Regions from separate parts of the Homo sapiens genome. Here all the other regions are linked to region 3. Evidence: read pairs that join two places in POLR2A ChIA-PET (ENCODE). Cell type or tissue: OCI-LY7. All regions are shown on one strand. Links, peaks and the distances in the headings refer to the core of each region. The heading gives the core; the rest is flanking DNA. Region 1 overlaps AXDND1 (axonemal dynein light chain domain containing 1). Region 2 overlaps TDRD5 (tudor domain containing 5). Region 3 overlaps AXDND1 (axonemal dynein light chain domain containing 1).

The links. Peaks named below come from ENCODE experiments on the same cell type or tissue, not always from the same donor. Only the 100,000 strongest peaks of a DNase experiment are listed, where the experiment ranks them.
Region 1: POLR2A ChIA-PET joins it to region 3 with 7 read pairs; 3 of 35 experiments call an interaction of 5 or more read pairs at or near these places.
Region 2: POLR2A ChIA-PET joins it to region 3 with 6 read pairs; 2 of 35 experiments call an interaction of 5 or more read pairs at or near these places.

Annotation. Positions count from the first base shown.
Region 1 is chr1:179,375,806-179,383,891 of GRCh38, reverse strand. It overlaps AXDND1 (axonemal dynein light chain domain containing 1), which reads right to left. Exons shown (of 26, transcript NM_144696.6): 5 at 5,135-5,255; 6 at 4,410-4,495; 7 at 1,136-1,192; 8 at 348-450. Among named protein-coding and RNA genes, the nearest start is that of AXDND1, 14 kb to the right of the region's middle. In OCI-LY7, for the core only: no CTCF peak of the experiment used is centred there; no DNase peak of the experiment used is centred there.
Region 2 is chr1:179,610,084-179,618,169 of GRCh38, reverse strand. The region is part of intron 4 of TDRD5 (tudor domain containing 5); the gene reads right to left. Among named protein-coding and RNA genes, the nearest start is that of TDRD5, 22 kb to the right of the region's middle. In OCI-LY7, for the core only: no CTCF peak of the experiment used is centred there; no DNase peak of the experiment used is centred there.
Region 3 is chr1:179,433,440-179,441,525 of GRCh38, reverse strand. All of the region lies in intron 15 of AXDND1 (axonemal dynein light chain domain containing 1), which reads right to left. Among named protein-coding and RNA genes, the nearest start is that of AXDND1, 72 kb to the right of the region's middle. RefSeq lists an enhancer at 1-272. In OCI-LY7, for the core only: no CTCF peak of the experiment used is centred there; DNase peaks (open chromatin) are centred at 3,095 and 4,115; H3K4me3 peaks cover 1,807 bases; H3K27ac peaks cover 2,924 bases.

The sequences.
Region 1 (8,086 bases), core at 2,039-7,038, 58 kb after region 3:
GCAGTGTTTTTTAGTGTTACATAAAATAATAAGGGTCTTACAATCAATGATACCTTATATTTGGTGAAATAATAATACTAACAATTAATTATACAGTGTCTACCACATGCCAAGAACTGTTCTAAGCACTTTACATTTATTATGTCATTTCATCTCCACAAAAACCCTATGAGGTAGGTGATATTATTATCTCCAAAGTTCAGATGAGGAAACTGAGGTACAAATACATTAAATGACTTGTCCAAGGCCATTAGTAAATATATGGCAGGGTCAGAATTCTAACCTAGGCAATCTGCCTCCTGAGTGCATGCTCTTAGCCACCAGGTTGCATTCGGCTTTGCAATTACCTTCGTTGGTCCTGTATATTCCTGATTTTCCACACCAGCCCTCTCTAGCATAGTATCCATCACATCATTCAGCTGGGCCACTTCTACTCTTTTATTAGGTTTCCTAAAAAATTAAGGTGGCAGACTTATGCAATTAACATTGCAACAGGGAATTCTCAAATGGCAAAAAGAATATAATATGTGTAAAGAGAATATATATGCTCTCTGGGATATTAATGGCATTTTAAGCATTAGACCTGTGTCTATTAATCTATTGGGAGATCAATAATATAGTAGAAAAAAGGAAGAAAAATGCAAATAGTATGATTCTCTTTTTCATAAAAGAAAATAATGCTTCCCCCCAAAAAAAATTCTATATACCTATCATATAGCAGTGTAAGAACATAGAAAAAGAAAAAATGTAGGGAGATAAACATCAAACTTTTAACATTGGTTACCTCACAATGTGAGAGAAGAAAAGGGACAAAGAAAAGGAAAAAAAAGACTATAGCAAAATGGAGAAATACTAATGGTTAAACATAGAATATAAAAGTACTTTATCATATTTAAATATTATGCTATATATGTAAATATGTAAAATTTAATATGCAATTAGACAAATGAAATATATAAACATTGAATATACAATTGTAAAAACGAAAACACTGATTAGATGATGAACTTGTAGGCAATTATTGCCTTGGGTTGCTGCTATAATTTTAATAATTTTGTTTAATAAAGTACCAAGAAATGTGTATGTATATAGGTATTCTTTCTGAGAAAGACTTTAGAAAATAAACTGTACTTACATGGATGGGAAGAGCAATAGCCTGTTTTCACTATCTGTGAGGAGAGTAGTGTATTTGCTACAATAAATAAGATAGGTAAATGTTATTTTAAGAAAATTTTCTGGCCTGTTTATCAATTAGCACAACTAACCCCCAGAATCTTGGTTTCTAAGTACCATTCTCCACTAAAAGGAATGAGTACTGCTTGGAGAAGTGACTCACCACCCATTCCAGGGCTGGAGTTGGAAAATACAAGATGAACCTGGAAGTCTTATCAAGCCAGAAAATAAGTGTTCAAATAATCATCGGGACATGGCCAAAGAACACAAGAGAAAGCTCAAAGGAGCAGCCTTTGGCCATTGGCCAAATCTGGAAAAATTTGAGCATCAAAATAATGGGCCGGGCATGGTGGCTCACACCTGTAATCCTAACACTTTGGGAGGCTGAGGCGGGCAGATCACTTGAGGTCAGGAGTTCGAAACCAGCCTGGCCAACATGATGAAGCCCCGTCTCTACTAAAAATACAAAAGAATTAGCCGGGCATGGTGGCAGGCGCCTGTAATCCCAGCTACTCAGGAGGCTGAGGCAGGAGAATTGCTTGAACCTGGGAGGCGGGGGTTGCAGTGAGCAGAGATCGTGCCACTGCACTCCACCCATGACAGAGCGAGACTCTGTCTCAAAAAAATAAAAAATAAAAATAAAGGGCTGGGCGTGGTGGCTCATGCCTATAATCCCAGCACTTTCAGAGGCCAAGGCAGGAGTTCAAGACCAGCCTGGCCAACATGGTGAAACCCCGTCGCTACTAAAAATACAAAAAAAAAAAAAAAAAAAAAATTAGGTGTGGTGGCGCGTGCCTGTAATCCCAGCTACTCAGGAGGCTGAGGCAGAAGAATCGCTTAAACCCAGGAGGTGGAGGTTGCAGTGAGCCAAGATCACGCCACTGCACTCCAGCTTGGGCAACAACAGCAAAACTCCATCTCCAAAAAATAAAATAAAATAATGATAGTAAAGAATTAAAATCCATCAAATAAAATAGAAATCCATTATTCCATATGGTAAAATGCCAAATAACAAATTGGCAGAAGAAATAATGATCATACAGAAGAAATGATGAAATTTTAAAAAATTCATCAAGGCCAGGTGCAGTGGCTCACACCTGTAATCCCAGCACTTTGGGAGGCCGAGGTGGGTGGGTCACCTGAGGTCCGGAGTTCGAGACCAGCCTGGCCAACATGGCGAAACCCCATCTCTACTAAAATTACAAAAATTAGCTGGGCATGGTGGCAGGCACCTGTAGTCACAGCTACTCGGGAGGCTGAGGCATGAGAATTGCTTGAACCCAAGGGGCGGAGGTTGCAGTGAGCCGAGATCGCACCACTTCCCTCCAGCCCAGGTGACAAAGCAAGACTTTGTCTCAAAAAAAAAAAAAAAAAATCAGCCATGTGCTGTGGCTCATGCCTGTAATCCCAGCACTTTGAGAGGCCAAAGCGGGCAGATCACCTGAGGTCAGGAGTTCGAGACCAGCTTGGCTAACATGGTGAAACCCTGTTTCTACCAAAAATACAAAAAATTAGCCAGGCACCGTGGTGCCTGCCTGTAATCCCAGCTACTCAGGAGGCTGAGGCAGGAGAATCGCTTGAACCTGGGAGGCGGAGGTTGCAGTGAGCCGAGATCATGCCATTGCACTCCAGCTTGGGCAATAAGAGCGAAACTCCGTCTCAAAGAAAAAAAAAAAAAAAAAAAAGTCACCAAAAGATCTATAACTAATGGGTTGTTAGGAAATACACACTAAAGTATTTGGTGGTAGAAGTATTTGATTATTTACTCTTAAATAGTTTGAAAATATGTGCATGTGTATGCATGCTTGTGTATGTTTAAGAGCAAATGAGACAAAGTGTAAACAACCAGTGACTCAAGGTAGAGGGTATATAGGCATTCCTTTTCCCATTTTTGCAACATTTTTATGTCTGAAATTACATTAAAATAAAAGGTTACCCAAAAAATGAATTTCATTTGGTTCTCTTGGGCAAAATATTGTTCTGAAACATACCATCACAATGAAATGCAATATATTATAACATACATATTGGAAAGACAATATCAAAAGAGTGACAGCCTCTGGATATTTTATTATAAAACCTTAGTCCAAAGTTCTCATTTTCTAAACTATAAAACATTCAAGTGTTGTTTCAGAAAATAAAAGCAAGATCCTATTTTCAATCCCATAAACAGGAATCAAAGATGACAAGATAATGAGTCTGCAATGTGGAGCCAAGCCCTGGAGCATGGATTATGAGATGCTGGCTCAGAGGGCTACTTTCCTTTGTCTCCATAATCATTGCTCAAAATCATTCCTAAAGGGCATAGTCACACATTCAAACAAAGTTCCATTTTTTAAAAAATTCAAAATTAAATGGCAGGAAAAAATATGAATAATTTAATCACTAACATCCCAAACTCTTTTAAGTACTTTTAGTTTTTATTTTTTTTAATTTGTATCTTTTTCTTTCATTTATGTATTTTTTTTTTGAGACGGAGTCTCACTCTGTCGCCCAGGCTGGAGTGCAGTGGCGCGATCTCAGCTCACTGCAAGCTCTGCCTCCTGGGTTCATGCCATTCTCCTGCCTCAGCCTCCCAAGCAGCTGGGACTACAGGCACCCACCACCACGCCCGGCTATTTTTTTGTATTTTTAGTAGAGACGGAGTTTCACCGTGTTAGCCAGGATGGTCTTGATCTCCCGACCTCGTGATCTGCTCGCCTCAGCCTCCCAAAGTGCTGGGATTACAGGCGTGAGCCACCGCGCCCTGCCAATTTGTATCTTTCTTAATTGTATTAGGATGGCTGGCTCAAATGTTTCCTCATTTCAGTTTATATATTGCTCAGGAATATGAGTGTACTATTCTCAGGTTCTTCTATGTATGGGAAGGAGGAAACAGTTCAACTTGTCAGGTATTCTTTCTTTTTTTTTTTTTTTTTTTTTGAGATGGAGTTTCACTCTTGTTGCCCAGGCTGGAGTGTAATGGTGCAATCTTGGCTCACTGCAACCTCCGCCTCCCAGGTTCAAGTGATTCTCCTGCCTCAGCCTCCCCAGTAGCTGGGATTACAGGCACCCGCCACCACACCCAGCTAATATTTTTGTATTTTCTGTAGAGACGGACTTTCACCATGTTGACCAGGCTGGTCTTGAACTCCTGACCTCAGATGATCCACCCGCCTTGGCCTCGCAAAGTGCTGGGATTACAGGCATGGGCCACCGAGCTGGGGCAGGTATTTTTTACATATCATAGTACTCACTCATCATAACACTCCAAACCTGAAACTCCTGTACTTGACACAATATGAAATTCTTCAGGAATCAAAGTATCTGTTAGTGTCTTTGGCTTAAAAGAAAAGAAAAGCAAAATAAAAGAATGAATATATTAATAGAGAAAAAATTCACTTGCACAAATCCTAATTCCTAACCTAAAGAGATACTATTTTTTAAGTTGAAAAATTTTGATTGGAGAAATAACAATATTAGCAATGTGGGTCATAGCAAATGACAAAAACTAACCAGAGCACACATCTCTAAAATAACCATAAATTAAAGAATAACCTTGGTGCTAGTATTAGTTACATGTATCCCATATATTCAGAAGTTTATTGATTCCTTTCCTTTAAATTCAGCAGGGAATTTAAAATTCAACTTAGCAAGATACCAAAGATAAGAATCCTACAACTTTATATGTGGATTTCTAAGGGAAAAACAATATAATCTCCCACGCTGTGTTTTTTAGATTAAAACAGATTAACTGTGGTTCGCAAAATGGCTTAAAATAAGACATTTTGATCTTTTCCTGCTAAATACCCTTTTCCCATTTTAAGAAGTAATTTGAAAATGCTATGAAGATTGGTGAGCAATGCAGGTTGTTATAGTATGACGTTGTTTTATATTTTATATTTATATTAAAAATCATTTTAAAATGATTTTTAAAAGTAGACAGAGGGAGAGAAGATTATTTGTCAAATACTTTATTTACCTTATGGGGCACAATGACACCATCATGTGACTGTAATGAACGGGCCAAATGTGGGGGACAAACTGCCTTCTCCCTAGTCTGTCCTTTGGCATATGTTACATCGTACAGAAAAGAAATATCCCTAAAAAGTAAGAAAAATATATTTACAAAACAAATTTTCTATCTGGATACCACATAACAGCAGGTGAGATCCACACATATCCTTCTAATGGGTAAGATGGTCCTCTGTGTCAGCAAAACTGATCTCCTTACATAACACTTTACTAAGACTGAGGCATTAAACATGAGTTCCCCCACATTCTTTCTCTTCTCCACCTGAAATTTCTCATTCATATCACAAACTCTTTCCTTTCCTTCAGTATGAGGTTAAAATATATTCTCTTTCCTATGGCTATTCCCTCCACTTAGGTGCTTGATTCCATCTTTGCCCATATCCTCAGGAGTCTCATTCCATCAGTCCTAACTTCTGTGTATCTCCAACTCTACATCCCCTTTGACCTATAATAAACTTTTTCCCCTTCTAAAAATATTTCCTTGAACATGTATTGCTGTCATGTTGTGATTGTTATTATCATTATTATTATTTTGACACAGAGTCTCACTCTGTCGCCCAGGCTGGAGTGCAATGGCGCAAAATCTCAGCTCACTACAACCTCCACCTCCCGGATTCAAGCAATTCTCCTGCCCAGCCTCCCAAGTAGCTGGGATTACAAGCACGTGCCATCATGTCTGGCTAATTTTTTGTATTTTTAGTAGAGATGGGGTTTTGCCACGTTGGCCACGCTGGTCTCAAACTCCTGGCCTCAGGTGACCTGCCTCGGCCTTCCAAAGTGCTGGGATTACAGGCATGAGCCACCATGCCCGGCCGCTGTCATGTTATTATGATCTATCAATGGATCAATCGATTGATCTATCATCGATCACTTGTGTTAAACATCAAACTTCCTAAAATTGTCCTGCAATTTGATTTCCACCCATACCTCTCTTCTGAAACTATTTTCTAGAAAGCTGATGGTGATTACCACTGCCAAGTTAAACAATCTCTTAGCAGTTATCTTCTACCATGCTTCCCTGGAATGTTTTCCAGGGTTGATCACATTTGCAACTTTTCTGTGAGTCTTTAAATTATTTCAAAATAAGAAGTTTAATAAAACAAAATACAGAAAAGTGGAGAAAAAAATCCTCTGATAACCAAGATGTGGGCAAGTGGTCTAAGCTAGGCCAAATATACTCTTCCAGGAGACGGAATCTTGAGTCATTGACTCTTTTAAGACTTCCAGGACAGAAAACAATAGGCATTAATTCATCACTACAATGGTACCCTGAAATGATTGTCCATTACATCCTTCTATAAACTCCAAATGTATTTACTGGTTTACATAGTAAAGACTAATTCAGCATCTACTGCATACCTGGCACTGCGAGCTAAGAACACTAATAGTGAAAAAAGCAAATAAAAAGTTCCTACCCTCATGGAACTGATTCTAGTGGTGAAGAATGACAATACAGAAATATTACAATTTCAAGGCCAGTTGCAGTGGCTCATGCCTGTAACACCAGCACTTTGGGAGGCTGAAGGGGGCAGATCACTTGAGGTCAGGAGTTTGTGGCCAACCTGACCAATATGGCGAAACCCCATCTCTACTAGAAATACAAAAATTAGCCGGGCGTGGTGGTGTGTGCCTATAGTCCCAGCTGCTTGGGAGGCTGAGGCAGGAGAATCACTTGAACCTGGGAAGCAAAGGTTGCAGTGAGCTGAGATCGTGCCACTGCACTCCAGCCTGGGTGACAGAGTGAGACTCCATCTCAAAAAAAAAGAAAAAACTACATTATTAAATTTGGGTGCCCTGGGTTATAGGATTGTACATTAACGTGCCCAAAATTCATTAATTTGCTCAGCAAATATTTATTAACCATATTGTAAGTGACAGAAAATATGCTAGATGAAAGGAATATAGAACTATTTCTTAAAATAGACACAGTCCCTACCATTGGGGAGCCTTCAATATAGAGGGGAAGATTCGCAAACCAAAGAAAAGTATAATATAAAGACATTGTAACAGAGAATAGAATGTTACTGGAATAACTAATAACAACACCACCCAAATACAGTTTAGACCAAGTCAGGGAAAACTTCGGGAAGCAGTAACAATTAGTGAGAACAAGAAACTGATTTGGATTTAGGTAAGCAACCGAAAAGTGTAGAGAACAGCATATGCATAGGTCCTGAGACACAACAGCACATGGTGACTTCGGCAAACTGAAAATGTAGTATAGTTGACCCTTGAACAACACAGCCTTGAACTGTATGGGTCTGCTTATACATGAATTTTTTCAACCAAACGCTGACTGAAAATACAGTATTCACCGGATATGAAACCCTCATATACAGAGGGCCAACTTTCCATATATATACATGAGTTTCTGACTCATGTACGGCTGACTGCAGAAATTGAGTGGACACAGATTCTGGTATCTGCAGGTGTCTGGGAACCAATCCCCCACATATCCCTCAGTATGAGGGATGACTGAATATACAGTTGAAGTATGAAGAATAAAATTGTTGAAATTAGAGAACTAAACACAGAGAGCCTTGCAAATCATGCTTAACATGTTGGGCTTTAGTCTAAGAGAAGCTAGAAAGGTTTTATGGATGAAATGAAATTTTAAATTATTTTAGAATGACTATAACAGTTGCAATATTGTGAAATGGTGGGAGAGGGTGTGCTTTGAGGGCAATGCCATTTGGCAGCTGATGTGGCATGTGAGGTTGGTGGAAACAGGCCAGTTCTAGTGTCCCAGGAAGATCCTGAAATATACAACATGGACCATAACTATTTTTAAACGTATATATTGGTAGTAAAAGACATCAAGCTATTGATGTCCTGCGCTGTGATATTCTGGTTCTCTTGGATATGTACAGGGGAAAAATGTTAGAGCTGTATTTCCCAA
Region 2 (8,086 bases), core at 1,242-6,241, 180 kb before region 3:
AAGGAAAAGTTTTTCTGTTGTAATAGAAGCAAAGAGAGTGGGGGAAAAGGTAAGGGTACAAAGAAAGGCTCTGTGAATGTGGAGTCAGAAGGTACAGAGAGTTAAAATCTGATAGCTCCTGCATTCTCTGAGTTCAGAAGCAAGGCCCACTCCTGAAAGTAAAAGGAAAGAGGAGGGAGGTCAGACATTTGAGAAAGTAGAAAAGGTGGGAAAATAAAGTTAAGGAAATATTGGATGATAATCTAAACTTAGCAGGTAGGAAGTCAGGACAGGAGGAATCTGAGTTAAGACAGTAGAGTCTGAGGATTTTAGTAGAGAGAAGTCAATGGCATACAGAGGCCCCACTAAAATAAAATGATCATGCATGGGAATAATTGAGAAGTAAGCTGGAAGGACAGGAGGATGTGATCAGAAAGTAGCAGGGAGAACATCCATTTAGCCAAGGTCCAGTGAACAGCCACAGCAGGAGAACTAAAGCAGAGTGAAAGATTGTAGAGTTTTGTTCAATCGACATTAAAGTAGATAACTGAATGTAAAAAAAAAAAGTTAAGTCACAAAGATATAAAGAAAAATACCAATTACCTAAAATCCTACCACCCAGACACAATCACTATTAATACTTTTTCCTTCTAAACTGTTTCTTTTGGTCTTTCTTCTCTTACTTGGCCTGACATTACTTACAAACTGTGTAACCTTTTAGGTCTCAGTTTCTTCACCTGAAAAATGAAGATAATCTCCATCTCTCACAAGGCTGACAAGAAAACTAAATGTGATGAGGCACGAAGAGTGCATAACATAATGCCTGGCACATGGTGTGAGCATGACCCTTGCCTGCTCCTCTGGCAAGCAGCGCTTACATGGCAGGATTCTCCCTCTGGAACTGACTACTCTTCTTTTCATCCAATACCATTGGCACAGCATTCAGCAGAAGCCCCTCCAAGTTTTGGCAAGTACATGGCTCCCTATCAAGTTTATGAGGGTTTTCCCCTATTTTCACATTTTCTTGGGCATTTCCATGGGTCTGGGAAGGAGAGGATTAGATACCTATGATTATATCGTTAGCTTTAACAAAAGGTACCTAGCCCTTAGTCTTAGATTCTTTACATTTCTTCTGTAGTTGCCATGAGATAATTTCCTAAAGCTCTCCCAGTGAACAGTAAGATAATCTTTCTAAATATAACTGATCTTTCCATCCGAAGGTTCCTCCCATTTGCAGATTCAATAACAATAATGTATTAAATTATCACTGTGCTAGGTGTTTCAGGGACAAAAAAAGATTACCTTTGATGGTGTAATTCCTCTCAGGGCACTTAAAATTAAGTAGGGAAGTGAGATCAACGCATAAACATCTATAACCTAAGGCTGTAAGTGCCAGAAGGCTTCCTTTTATAAGGATCTTGCAGGATGGAGAGAATTCTGCAGACAGACATGGTAGAGAGAACATTGAAGGTAGAAGGAACTTCATAAAGAAAATTGAATAAAATAGTTTGCCTAAGGCATTAGGGAAATAGTGAAAGAAAAACTAGAAAGGTGGATTAATGTCCTATTACAGAATACCTTAAATGCCAAGCTAAGGAGTTTTTCTTGGTTATACAAGCAAAAACAGAGATACTGATACTAGAGATTTTTAGCAAGGGAGACAGATTATCAGAACTGTAATCTGGCAACAGAAAATTAGATTGGATGGGTGGACAACCAGTTAGGAAACCACTGCAACTCTCTAGGCAAGAGTTTTAACTGGGGTGCTGGGAGAGAATAGAAAAAGAAGGGATATGACAAAGGTGGAATCCAGAGAAATTAGGAAAGACAATGGAGAGGAAGGAATCACTGATTCTACAGGGATGAATGATGAGACCAGAGAAACAGCCTCAAGGACCTCAAGTTCTATGTAGGAAACAAAAGTACCGTGGAACAAAGAGGTAGGCTTTTGTTGTTTTTTAATCAATTATAAAAGCTTGGAAAACTGGGAGGTAAATGGCAGGATGGTGATTACAGACTTGATGTGTCTCTCTGGATCATGGCTTATGACAAAGGTCAGCAAATTATGGCCTCTTTTTGTGCTTCCCATAAGCTAAGAATGGTTATATTTTTAAATGGCTGTGGGAAAAGGTATTATTTGTGACATGTGAAAATTATATGAAATTCAAATTTCAGTGTCCATAGTTTTATTAGAACACAGCCATATTCACTCATTCATATATTGCCTATGGCTGCCCTAGTGCTATAAGGACAATGTTTAGTAAAAGCAGAGAATATTTAGCCTGCAAAGCCTCAAATATTTACTATGTAATCTGTTAGAGAACATATTTGCCAATCTCAGGTTTAAGATAGCAAAATGATGAGCTTTTAGCTAGGAATAGAATGCTTCTGAAAAAAGTTAAAAAAAAAAAAAAGTTTACCTCAAGCAAAATGTCTAAATTAAGGTGACTTTAAACTGAATGCAGTGGAGATTTTTTAAAGCCCAGGAAAAGTTAGGGATATCTATAATTATAGAGGGCAGAAGTTATAATGTGGAATGGAAAAGTAAGATTGGGAGGTAATCAGTGATTTCAACAACGCTTTTAGTGTCAGATGCTATACATCAAACATGAAGAATGGGGAATAAACCAAGCGAATGAGATAGAACTAGAAAATGAAGATGGAAAGTGATAAAATATGCTATATTCAGATAGGAGCTTATAGGACCTCAGAAGAGAAAGAGCTTTCAATCAAAAAGATATACTCTTCAGAAAAATGAATCAAAACATGAATAGGCAATAAAATAGAAGACTAAGTAGCAAATTAAAGCATAAAGTTCAACCTCAAATACATACACGTTAACAGAGACAGTTATTTGCCCATCAAATTATAAAATTTTAAAAATACCCACTTACTCATTCAACAAATAGGTATTGAGATCATACTATGTGCTGTACACCGTATTAAGTGCTGGATATACAGAGGTAAATAAGCTAGATATGGTCCCTGTCCTCATGGAACTTGCAGAGATAGACCTGAATCGATCATATATATATGTAATTACAATTATTATAATGAAAAAACCCAGAGTCCACATGATCTTACTTATATGGGAAGTGCATAAAAGTCAAACTTGTAGACACAGAGTAAAATCGTGGTTACCAGACACTGAGGGGTGGGAGGATTGAGAAGACATTGGCCAAAGGACACAAACTTTCAGTTAGGAGGAGTAAGTTCAAAAGATCTATTGTGTATCATGTTGACTACACTTAACAATATATTGTGTATTTGAAAATTAAGAGTAAATTTTAAGTGTTCTCATCACAAAAAATGACAAGTATGTGAGGTAATACATGTCAAACAGCTTGATTTAGCCATTCCACAATGTATACATACATCGAAACATCAAGTTGTGCACCATATATAAAATTTTTACTCATCAATTAAAAATATTTTTAAACCCCCCCTCCCCCGAGTGTCACAAAAGGATAATACACCTGAAGGTATCAGAAAGGAAATGCAGGTGGGTGGGGAGGGATCTCTGAAGGAAACTCCATTTGTACTGAGTACCAGCAAAGGTACAAGGAAAGGAGCACACACACAATCTATGTGAGTGTCAACTGAAACAATTCTTATGGATGACAACCTAGCCACATACAAGATAAGCCATAAAAGTAAACATTCCTTTCAATCAATGATGGCTCTTCTAGAAATTTATCCTGTGGAGTAACAGAGATGTGTGCATACTTGAGCAAGATTTTCATCATAAGGTTATTTTTAATAGCAAAAACTGAAAATAGAGCAAATGCCCAACTTAGGCTACAAGTCAAATTATGGCACATTCATATCATCATTTAAAATTATGGCACATTCACACCATCATTTAAAATCATGGCACATTGATACCATCATTTAAAATTATGTTGCATTAGAATATTTAGTAATGTGGCACATTCGCAATGCATAAGAGGAAAAAAAGCAGGTCACAAACTAAGAACCAGAATGATTTTAATTTTTTAAGTCAAATTTTCATGTGATAAGAGTACACAGGTGATCTTTATTTTCTTTTGTGCTTTTCTGTATTTCAAGTTTTCTGTAATCAATCTATATTACTTTTGTAATAAAAAAATTTAAAAACAGACACCTGGATAATTTAGAAACATTATCTAATGATGAAAGCACTTTGGAAAGAGGATGCACATGGCTAAAAGCAGAAAGAAACAGAAGTCACATCTCAGATGAATATACTTCAGACCTTTTGGCCATATGGGAAAACATTAATACATTTCTTACAAAGATCACAAAACTGGCACAGAAACATACAGCACCAATGCTTTCAGCTGCTTAAATATTTGTTAGGTATATGCTATAGTATAGATGTATCCCTCTCTACTCCCCACTCCCCAAATCCCTAAGTTGAAATCCTAACCCCCAAGGTGATAGTATTAGGAGGTGGAGCCTTTGGGAGCTGATTAGATCATGAGGGAAAGGCCCCCATGAATGGGATTAGTGCCCCTATTAGAGAGGCCTTGGCGAGATCCCTTGCCCCTTTTGCATTGTGGGGACACAATGAAAGACCTCTATCTATGAATGAGGAAGAAGGATCTCACTGGACACCTTATATGCCAGAGCCATGATCTTTGACTTCAAGATGTTGAAAAATCCATGCTTCCAAGAATGTTGAAAAATAAATATTTGTTGTTTACAAGCCACCCAGTTTGCGGTAGCTTGTTATAGCAGCCAGAACTAAGACCCTATAAATAGGATTATGTAGGGTCTGACTTATTTGACTAAAGCCAGGCAGTATGGAATTTGATTTGCCATACTAAATACTTCATCTGAACTTGTGGGAAAACAGCTACAGAAAAGCTACTCTAAGTTGGCCAGAGAATATAACCCCCAGAGAACTGCATTAATTAACCCACTGAATAGCTCCTTCTGATAATTGTTAATATATCCAATTATTTATGAAGGATACTCTTGAACTACAGTTGAGTCAGGTTATCAGGTGAAATAAAATGTTTCACCTCTTATATGCAATGCCAAGCAAAGCATCTAATTCATGTAAAAACTATCAATTGTTTAGGTGCAAATTAAAAGTTAGGTGCAAACTAAGACCACCCTGATTTCATTTAGATGAGAAGATATTTATTTATAAGTCCAAGTTTATCTACCTTAATCTCATGGTGAATGTTACAATAAGGTCTTGAATCTGTAAGACAGAGGGGGCAGGGAATAGGTAGAATGGGGTACTCTTTTTTTTTTTTTTTTTTTTTGAGACAAAGTCTCACTCTGTCACCCAGGCTGCAGTGCAATGGCACAGTCTCGGCTCACTGCAACCTCTGCCTCCTGGGTTCAAGAGATTCTCCTACCTCAGCCTCCTGAGTAGCTGGGACTACAGGCATGTGCCACCACACCCCAGCTAATTCTTGTATTTTTAGTAGACATGGGGTTTCACCATGTTGCCCAGGCTGGTCTTGAACTCCTGACCTCAAATGATCCACCCACCTCCGCCTCCCAAAGTGCTAGGATTACAGGCATGAGCCACTGCACCTGGCAGGATGATGTACTCTTAAATGGTATTAAGACTAGAGATCCTAGAAATGCCAGATCTCTGTTCCTTGACAAATTGCTACTCTTAAAGGTAAATACCTATTAATAGAAAGCAACGTAATCTGTGGTCTAGAACTACACACAATGCAGAAAATTCTGATGACCTGGGCTGGACACAGCATCTGAGGCTTCACCCACTAGAAAATATAGCTAAATTCATATGCTATTCACCCATTAAAATGTTCATTTCTCCTCTAAATTCCCTCTCAAGAAGTCAAAATAAAGAAAATTGAACGCCTTTCAAAAGAGGCTTTAAACTGTTCTAACACATTGCTTTGTGAAATAAAGCAATGGGCAGGGGTGGGATACAAAAGGCCAAGCCAGCCTGTTTCTCTTGCAAGAGGAAAGTGAAGACATTCTGATCCTCATTTTACAAAGGAAAAACTTTTTTTTCTTCATTTTAATAATATTTTCTTGTGACAAAAATGATGCATGTTCACTTTGGAAGAACAAAAGATACAGATGATCAAAAAGAAAAAAGTTTACACTTTAATTTTGTAATATATTTTTCTATGCACATAAAAACACAAACTTGTAGAGTTTTGAGGGAACACCTAACAAACTAATAGATCTACAGTTTTGAAGAAATGGAAAGTTGCACTTTTTGTAAATAGGATTATGTGAGGTCTGATAATTTTGTAGTGTTTGTCCTACCATAAATTAAAATACATAGTTTGGGAATTAGAACCCACACCCCCTCTCAGAACAAGATTTAAATTGTTCTGGTGGCAAAAACTTCAACTGGAAGTGAAATGTGGTTATTAGGCTGCATCTATGAGGAATTATTAGAGCTGCAAAACTCAGGATGAAACTCAAAGAAAAGATAGAAGAAAGTGTATCTGCATCTCTCTCACTCCTCAACTTGGAGCCATGCCATGAGCAAATGTCCTCAACTCTGCATTCGTTATTGCCTGGCTCTCACAGTTAAAAGGCAGAGTCTTCCTGCTAAATTCTATAGAGTGGGAAGTTTCTGAAAAAAGAAATATACATTATAATTAATTTTTTTTGGAACTTTTAGTCAGCACAATAAATTTAGAAAATGGAAATAAGAACTTTAAATACTGAAAAGGGCACAGCAAATCTACTGTTCATAAATGGTAGGGTAGTCTACTTGGAAAACCTATGGGAAAACTATTGAAACAACCAAGTTTGCTAAGGTAGTTTCAAAATAATATTTAATAGTCAATTTCTTTCTTTCTGAACCATGAACACTTAGAGTTCCAGTCTTAATGGCAAAAACAGTATCACAACTAGCCAGGCATGATGGCTCATACCTATAATCCCAGCACTTTGGGAGGCCGAGGCAGACATTCAAGGTCAGGAATTCGAGACCAACCTGGCCAACATGATGAAACCCCATCTCTACCAAAAAATACCAAAATTAGCCAAGTATGGTGGCAACCCCTGTAATTCCAGCTACTTGGATGGCTGAGGCAGCAGAATAGCTTGAACCCAGGAGGTTGCAGTGAGCTGAGATCACACCACTGCATTCCAGTCTGGGTGACAGAGCAAGGCTCCATCAAAAAAAAAAAAAGTATCACAACATACAATATCTAAGAATACAATTTCGAGAAATGTGCCAAACTCTAATAAAGAAAACTAAATATCTGCAATGAAAGGCATAAGATTAATACTTGAATAAATAGACAACTACAACATGTCAATGAATGAATACACTTAATGAAATGCATGAAGTCTCTTCAAAAATTTTAAACTTAATTCTAAGAAATCTCATTGAAATTTTGGAACTTACAAAAACAATTCTAAACTTTCAGGAAAAAAATAGAAAAAAAGTCTGAAAGGAGACTAACCAGGGGAGACCCGTCTTAAAAAACATTAAAATGAATTTAAAAGTAACTTAAAAGTAATAAAAATGGCTGACTAAAAAAAATCAACTTTGTCAGTAACCAAAAATGGATGTGAAACAATCAGACTCTATGTTTAGCTTTTTGATGAGAAAAAATTTTTGTACTTAACCATCTTTCAAGGATTGACATTTGAGTTAATAACCACACAGAATCCTAAGAGTTATATAATTAGAAAGTATGGAAAAAAAAGACACTACCACACTCTGAGTTGAAACATATATTGATACTTTTCTGGAGGTCAATTTAACAAAAGCCATTTTAAAAAATGAAGACTTTCTTTGATGAAAAGAATGAGAAATAACTGAACAATTCATGATAATCTTTCTGAATTTCAAAGAAAAAGAATTTGACAAGCATGCAGTTAGCCAGCTTACCTACAAAGGAAGAAAAACAGGCTGGTTTCAGGCTTCTTTGGCACAGGAAATGTCAAAAGAAATCAAAATAATCTAAAAATAGGAAAATTACTAAGAAAGCAACATAAATGAACACTCTTTCTTGGTAGTAAGACTATAACTCTTTTTAGGCTGAGTTTTCTGTATTAAGAATTACTTTCACCATTTAAAATAAAAGTTATGGCTCCCACTCTCCTGCCATAAATAACTAGAAAATTGGGAAAATGTATGAAACAACAATTTAGAGCTGTTGAA
Region 3 (8,086 bases), core at 1,181-6,180:
AATGCAAATGCGGATTGGAAATGTGCACTGGCACTGGTGAGGTGTACAAAAAACTTGGGAAATTTTCTCAGAGCTTGTCAGGATGTAGGAACTGAGCTTCATTGCTCTGCAGTGTTAGCACAAGCAATGGCTAATTTGGCAGTTGACAAATCTAAAAGGAGCCAAAGGTCAAGCCCTAAAATGGGAAAATGTTATAATTGTGGAAAAACTGGACATTTTAAAAAGGAATGCCGCCATATGTTAGGATAGAAAGGACCTTACAATGCTGTGCCCCACCCAACGGAAAAAACGCAGGACTTTGTCCTTGCTGTAACAAAGGAAATCAATGGGCCAATCAGTGCTGCTCAAAATTCATCAGAATGGCACTCTCCTGCCGGGTAACGAGACAAGGGCCTGGACTTGGGCCCCACACACAGTAAGAGTATTCCTAGTCCAGACCTCAACCCCGTTTCAGGGATGGGTTCCCGGAGGTACATTGATTCCCTCACCCTACTCCAGGTGGACAAACTTATTTTATTGATGGCCCTTCCAAAGGTTGTGCCACTATCTGTGGACCAAAACATACTCAAACAATAATGACCTCTGGGGTTTCAGCTCAACACTCAGAGCTAATTACAGTCATTCAGGTTTTAGAGCTCACAGCTTCAGATCCTATCAACATTGTCTGTGATTCAGCTTATGCTGTAAATGTAGCCGGTCGCATAGAAACTGCTACAATTAAAAGTATACTAGACCCAGAACTGCTGAATTTATTTTTAAGACTTCAACAAGTTATTCGCTCTCGTGCAGCTTCTCTTCACATTTCTCTTATTTGCTCTCACACACAACTTTCTGGGCCACTATCTCTAGGTAATGAGAAGCAGACAAATTGATTGGTTCTGTGTTTCAGCAAGCTCAAGTGTCTCACACGCTGCTGCACCAAAATACTTCTGCCCTTACTCGCCTGTTCCATTTATGTCACAGCCAAGCTAGGGCTATAATACAAGCCAGTCCTACTTGCCAGCATGTCTCCCTGGAGCCACACCTGTAGAATGCTGTAACCTATGAGGTTTGGCTCCAAATGAAATTTGGCAAATGGATGTTACACACATAGCAACCTTTGCTAAGCTCAGCTATGTTCATGTGACTATAGACACTTATTCTCATATGCTGCATGCTACATGCCAAACAGGTGAGACAGCTGGTCATGTACAGTGACATTGTCTGTCATCAGTTGCTCATATGGGATACCTGAACAATTAAAACTGACCATGGATCTGCTTATACTAGTATGCTTTTCAAAATTTCTTACAGCTTTGGGCTATAACCCACAAAATAGGAATTCCTTATAATCCTAGAGGACAAGGCATTATAGAGTGGGCACATCAAACATTACAATGCATGTTGAAAAGACAAAAAGGGGGTATAGGAAGCCAACTGCCACCTCAATCAAAACTATATTTAGCTTTATTTACTTTAAATTTTTTGACTCCTGGTACAAATGATAAGACTCCAGCAGAAAGACACTGGCAAGTGTTAGAGGAAAAGAGGAAAATTTATCCGAAAATGTTACGGATATCTGCAGAAGAAGGACAATGGAAAGGTCCAGTGGATTTACTGACGTAGGGACAAGGGTATGCTTGTGTTTTTACAGGAGATGGAGAAACCATGTGGGTGCCCTCAAGGTGCGTGTGGCCATGGAATGGGAGACTGGAGGAACCCAGGGTGGCCAACCATGGGCCCGGTCCCTCCGGTACGAGCCATGAGCCAGCTGAGCCTGAGTGCAAAGACGGAGAGAAGGCTGACAAGGGTCACGATGACATCAACCCTCATAACCTGGGGACAACTCAAGAAAACCATGCAGGAAGCTGAGAAACTACTGGAGCATCAGGGACAGGCAAAAACCCCTGATTCCATATTCTTGGCCATGTTAGCCATAATGTCCTGTGCAGTATGTTTTCCCTGTGCAGAGGCAAAAACATACTGGGCATATGTTCCCAATCCCCCAGCAGTACGACCTAAACTTTGGAGTGAAACTCCTCCTGAGATTTGTCATGATCAGGGAGAGTAGGCTCCAGGACCCCTAACTCCCCCTGACATAGAACAGTTAGATTCTCAGAATAATGTCATTAATTATACCTTCCACTGGAAGGACTTCCTTTGTGTATCACTACACAGACATCGCTCAGCCATAGCTGTCTTACAATTCAAGCTCAAACATGGTTGAGTCACTATGGAAAAATTATGTACTTATTAGGTCTTGGTTCTATTAATGTAACTGGTGTGCTCACCAACCATTCCTGGCCCAGTCGCCCTAATTGTGCTGATTATACAGAATAGATTCCATTCAATAGCTCCTATCCCCTTCTGTGGGCCCAGTGTCTTGGTCCACTGGCTAGAAAACAATCTATGGTAACTGGAGACATTGTGGATTGGAGACCTAAAGGTCAATTAGATGGAAAAGATGAAAATCAGAAATCATAGCACAAACTTCGCTGGCATTGGTAGCAAGCTTTTAATGCTTCTTCTTTATACAACACCGAGATCCAATCCCAGTCTGCCGCCCAGATTGCTTGGCATGGAGCAGGCTTTAGCCCACCTTTTCCTCTGGCATTATCCAGGGAGGAAAGGACCAATTCAAGAGACGATATAGAAGGCAGCACTCCCATTTATGAATGGCAACATCTGGGTTGGAATATTATCCAATAATAGCAATGGTAAGCGACACAGTCGCTTTTTTTGGCAGCTAGGAAGGACCAGCTCCAGGTAAACAATACCCAATTGACCTGCAAATCTTGCCAGTTATATCACTGCATTAATCATAGCACATTGCAAACACATAATATCCCTACTTTCAGGTTTTTGGTTTTTAGGTCGCATCCCTGGGCTACGGATTCCTGTTAATCTGTCTGAGCCTTGGGCTGCCACACCTGCTTTGCATTTTGTGAAACTTCTAACTCAGCTTACTCATCGTGTCCTAGAGCCTTAAGCATGATAATTTTTGCTATTGTTTCCTTGGTCACACTAATAACTTCTGTTGTGATGTCCTCTGTAGCTTTGCATGATTCTATTCAAAGAGCTCAGTACCTGAAGAAGTGGATGCACACAGCCGACCAAGCGTGGCCACTTCAGAATAAAATTAACACTGAGTTACAAATTGAAGTGGTAATGTTAAAATCCACGGTCCTATGGTTAGGGGAACAAGTACAAAGCTTGCAGTTGCAGCAGCAAATGCATTGTCATTTTAATCACACTCATATTTGTGTCACCAACGTAGAATATAACCAAAGTATCTGTGGGACCTTGTGAAAGCCGATTTGCCGGTAGCTTTCACATCCAACATCACCTTTGTTTTATTTTTATGTATTTATTTATTTATTTATTTACTTATTTTTGAGATGGAGTCTCACTCTGTGGCCCAGGCTGGAGTGCAGTGGCACGATCTTGGCTCACTGCAACCTCTGCCTCTCAGGTTCAAGCAATTCTCCAGCCTCAGCATCCTGAGTAGCTGGGATTATAGTCACCTGCCACCATGCCTGGCTAATTTTTGTATTTGTAGTAGAGACAGGGTTTCACCATACTGGTCAGGCTGGTCTTGAACTCCTGACCTGAGGTGATCCACCCACCTCAGCCTCCCAAAGTGCTGGGATTACAGGCATGAGCCACAATGCCCGGCCATTACCTTTAATATTGGTGAATTGCAAAACAAAATTCTTGATTTAAATAGGTAAACTCAAGAATTTCAGCCTTCTTTTGAAGACTGGACTGAATTCCAGCAAGGCCTGGAGAGCCTCAACCCTTGGACCTATCTGAAGCACCACCTTAACATCTTATATGTAGTTCTTGGAATAATGTTGTTTTGTCTCTGTCTTCTGTTCATAGTCTGTAAAATCGGATGGACCGCCAATTGGAAAATGAGAGCTGCCCAGCCTGGCCTTACATTCTTTCAATTAATACATAAACAGAAAGGGGGATATGTAGGGAGCCAAAGGCCTGTGGGATGTGACCAACTCAGCATTCCACTGGCGGCTATATGATCAAACAGCAAACTTTATCATGAAGGCAGGATGTGAGCAAACTCACACTGCGCCTGCCACCAAAAGGTTTGCTGAAGGACATCACTCCCTGCCACCAGGCTCCTTGAAGTTACCTACTGAGAAATCTAGCACCTATTGTTCAAAGGATGCAGTCTCGCAAGCCTGCTGAGAACCAAATGGCCCACTGACAATTACCCGACAATCACCCGCCCCCTTTCTCGCTATCTCTTTTGCCTAATAAATACAGAGGGCTTTGTAAAGCTCAGGGTCCTTGTCCACTAGAGGCAAGGTGCCCCCGACCCCTTCTTCCAAATATACTCTTTTGTCTTTTATTCCCACATTTGCCCCCCTTTGTTCAGTCCCCCTAGGTCTGTGCGGGTTACACTCACTGCCACCCAAGGAGATTTTCCTAATTTCTTTCCTTTTTTTTTTTTTTTTTTCAGTGAGTGTCTCTTTTATAGATGAAGAAGACATATGTTGGGAGAAACAAAGCTTTACAATGTAATATACAGTAGAGCTGTCATTTTAAGCTACACATGAAAGCAAAAGTTACTAATCTTTACCCTGCATAAGCAAATATATATTCAAAGAAGAAAAAAGTGTAAAGCTGATATCTACCGAGCTTTTTGTGTTCAACATAGACTTTTTTTTTTTTACTCTAAGTTTGGGGATACATGTGCAGAATGTGCAGGTTTGTTACACAGGTATACGTGTGCCATGGTGGTTTGCTGCACCTATCAGCTCATCATCTAGGTTTTAAGCCAAGCATGCATTAGCTATTTGTCCTAATGCCCTCCTTCCCCTTGCCCCTGCACCCTCCAACAGGCTCCAGTGTGTGGTTTTTCCCCTTCCTGTGTCCATGTGTGCTCATTGTTCAACTCCCAGTTATGAGTGAGAACAAGCAGTGTTTTGTTTTCTGTTCCTGTGTTAGTTTGTTGAGGATGATGGCTTCCAGCTTCATCCATGTCCCTGCAAAGGACATGATCTCATTCCTTTCTATGGCTGCATGGTATTTCATGGTGTATATGTACCACATTTTCTTTATCCAGTCTACCATTGATGGGCATTGGGTTGGTTCCATGTCTTTGCTGTTGTAAATAGTGCTGCAATAAATATACATGTGCACGTGTCTTTACAGTAGAATGATTTATCTTCCTTTGGGTATATACCCAGTAATGGGATTGCTGTCAAATGGTATTTCTAGTTCTAGATCCTTGAGGCATCACTACATTGTCTTCCACAATGGTTGAACCAATTTACATTCCCACCAACAATGTAAAGGCATTCCCATTTCTCCACAGCCTCACCAGCATCTATTGGTTCTTGACTTTTTAATAATCACCATTCTGACTGGCATGAGATGTATCTCATTGTGGTTTTGATTTGCATTTCTCTAATTATCAGTGATGTTGAGCTTTTTTTTTCTTCATGTTTGTTGGCCACATAAATGTCTTCTTTTGAGAAATGTCTGTTCATATCCTTTGCCCACTTTTTGAGGGGGTTGTTCATTTTTTTTTCTTGTAAATTTGTTTAAGTTCCTTATAGATTCTGGATATTAGACCTCTGTCAGATGGATAGATTGCAAAACTTTTCTCCCATTCTGTAGGCTGCCTGTTCACTCTGATGATAGTTTATTTTGCTATGCAAAAGGTCTTTAGTCTAATTAGATCCCATTTGTCAATTTTGGTTTTTGTTGCAATTGCTTTTGGCATTTTCATCATAAAATCTTTGCCCATGCCTATGTCCTGAATGGTATTGCCTAGATTTTCTTCTAGGGTTTTTATTGTTTGGGATTTTAAAGTCTTTAATCCATCTTGAGTAAATTTTTATATAAGATGTAAGGAAGGGGTCAAGTTTCAGTTTTCTGCATATGACTAGCCAGTTTTCCTAGCACCATTTATTAAACAGAACCTTTTCCCCATTGCATGTTTTTGTCAGGTTGGTCAAATATCAGATGGTTGTAGATGTGTGGTGTTATTTCTCAGGTCTCTGTTTGTTTTATTCCATTGGTCTATATGTCTGTTTTGGTACCAGTACCATGACGTTTTGGTTACTGTCATCTTGTAGCATAGTTTGAATCAGGTAGCATGATGCCTCCAGCTTTGTTCTTTTTCTTAGGATTGTCTTAGCAATATGCGCTCTTTTTTGGTTCCATATGAAATTTAAAGTAGTCTTTTCTAATTCTGTGAAGAATGTCAATGCTAACTTGATGGGAAAAGCATTGAATCTATAAATTACTTTGGGCAGTATGGCCATTTTCGCAATATTGATTTTTCCTATCCATGAGGATGGAATGTTTTTCCATTTGTTTCAGTTCTCTCTTATTTCCTTGAGCAGTGTTTTGTAGTTCTCCTTGAAGAGGTCCTTCGCATCCCTTATTGGCTGTATTCCTAGGTATTTTATTCTCTTTTTAGCAGCTATGAATGGGAGTTAATCCATGATTTGGCTCTCTGCTTGTATATTGTTGGTGCATAGAAATGCTTGTGATTTTTGCACGTTGATTTTGTTTCCTGTGATTTTGCTGAAGTTGCTTATCAGCTTAAGGAGTTTTGGGGCTGAGACGATGGGGTTTTCTAAACATAGAATCATGTCAACTGCAAACAGAGATAATTTGACCTCTACCCTTCCTATGTGAATACTCTCTATTTCTTTATCTTGCCTGATTGTCCTGGCCAGAACTTCCAATACTATGTTGAATAGGAGAGGTGAGAGGGTACCCTTGTCTTTTCAAAGGGAATGCTTCCAGATTTTGCCCATTCAGTATGATATTGGCTGTGGGTTTGACATAAATAGCTCTTATTATTTTGAGATATGTTCTATCAATACCTAGTTTATTGAGAGTTTTTAACATAAAGGGATGTTGAATTTTGTGAAAGGCCTTTTCTGCAACTACTGAGATAATCATGTGGGTTTTGTCATTGGTTCTGTTTATGTGATAGATTACATTTATTGATTTGTGTATGTTGAATCACCCTTGCATCCCAGGGATAAAGCCGACTTGATCATGGTGGATAAGATTTTTGATGTGCTGCTGGATTCGGTTTGCCAGTATTTTATTGAGGATTTTCGCATCAATGTTCATCAGGGATACTGGCCTGAAGTTTTCTTTTTTTTGTTGTGTCTCTGCCAGGTTTTGGTATCAGGATGATGCTGGCCTCATAAATGAGTTAAGGAGGAGTCCCTCCTTTTCAATTGTTTGGAATAGTTTCAGAAGAAATGGTAACAGCTCCTCTTTGTACCTCTGGTAGAATTTGGCTGTGAATCTGTGTGGTCCTTGGCTTTTTTTGGTTGGTAGGTTATTAATTACCAAGCAAATGGAAAGCAAAAAAAGCAGGGGTTGCAACACTAGTCTCTGACAAAATAGACCTTAAACCAACAAAGATCAAAAAAGACAAAGAAGGGCATTACATAATGGTAAAGGGATCAATTCAATGAAAGAGCTAACTATCCTAAATATGTATGCACCCAACACAGAAGCACCCAGATTCATAAAACAAGTTCTTAGAGACCTACAAAGAGACTTAGACTCCACAATAGTAGTGGGAGACTTTAACACCCCACTGTCAATATTAGACAGATTGATGAGACAGAAAATTAACAAGGATATTTCGGACTTGAACTCAGCTCTGGATCAAGTAGATCTAATAGACATCTACAGAACTCTCAACCCCAAATCAACAAATCTTCTCAGTGCCACATGGCACTTATTCTAAAATCATCCACACAATTGGAAGTAAAACACTCCTCAGAAAATGCAAAAGAACTGAAATCATAACAAACAATCTCCCAGACCACAGTGCAATCAAATTAGAACTCAGGATTAAGAAACTCACTCAAAACCATACAACTGCATGGAAATTGAACAACCTGCTCCTGAATGACTCCTGGGTAATAATGAAATTAAGGCAGAAATCAAGAAGTTCTTTGAAACCAATGAGAACAAAGAGACAACACACCAGAATGTCTGGGACACAGCTAAAGCAGCGTTAAGATGGAAATTTATAGCACTAAATGCCCACATCAGAAAACTAGAAGGATCTCAAATCAACACCCTAACATCACAATTAGAA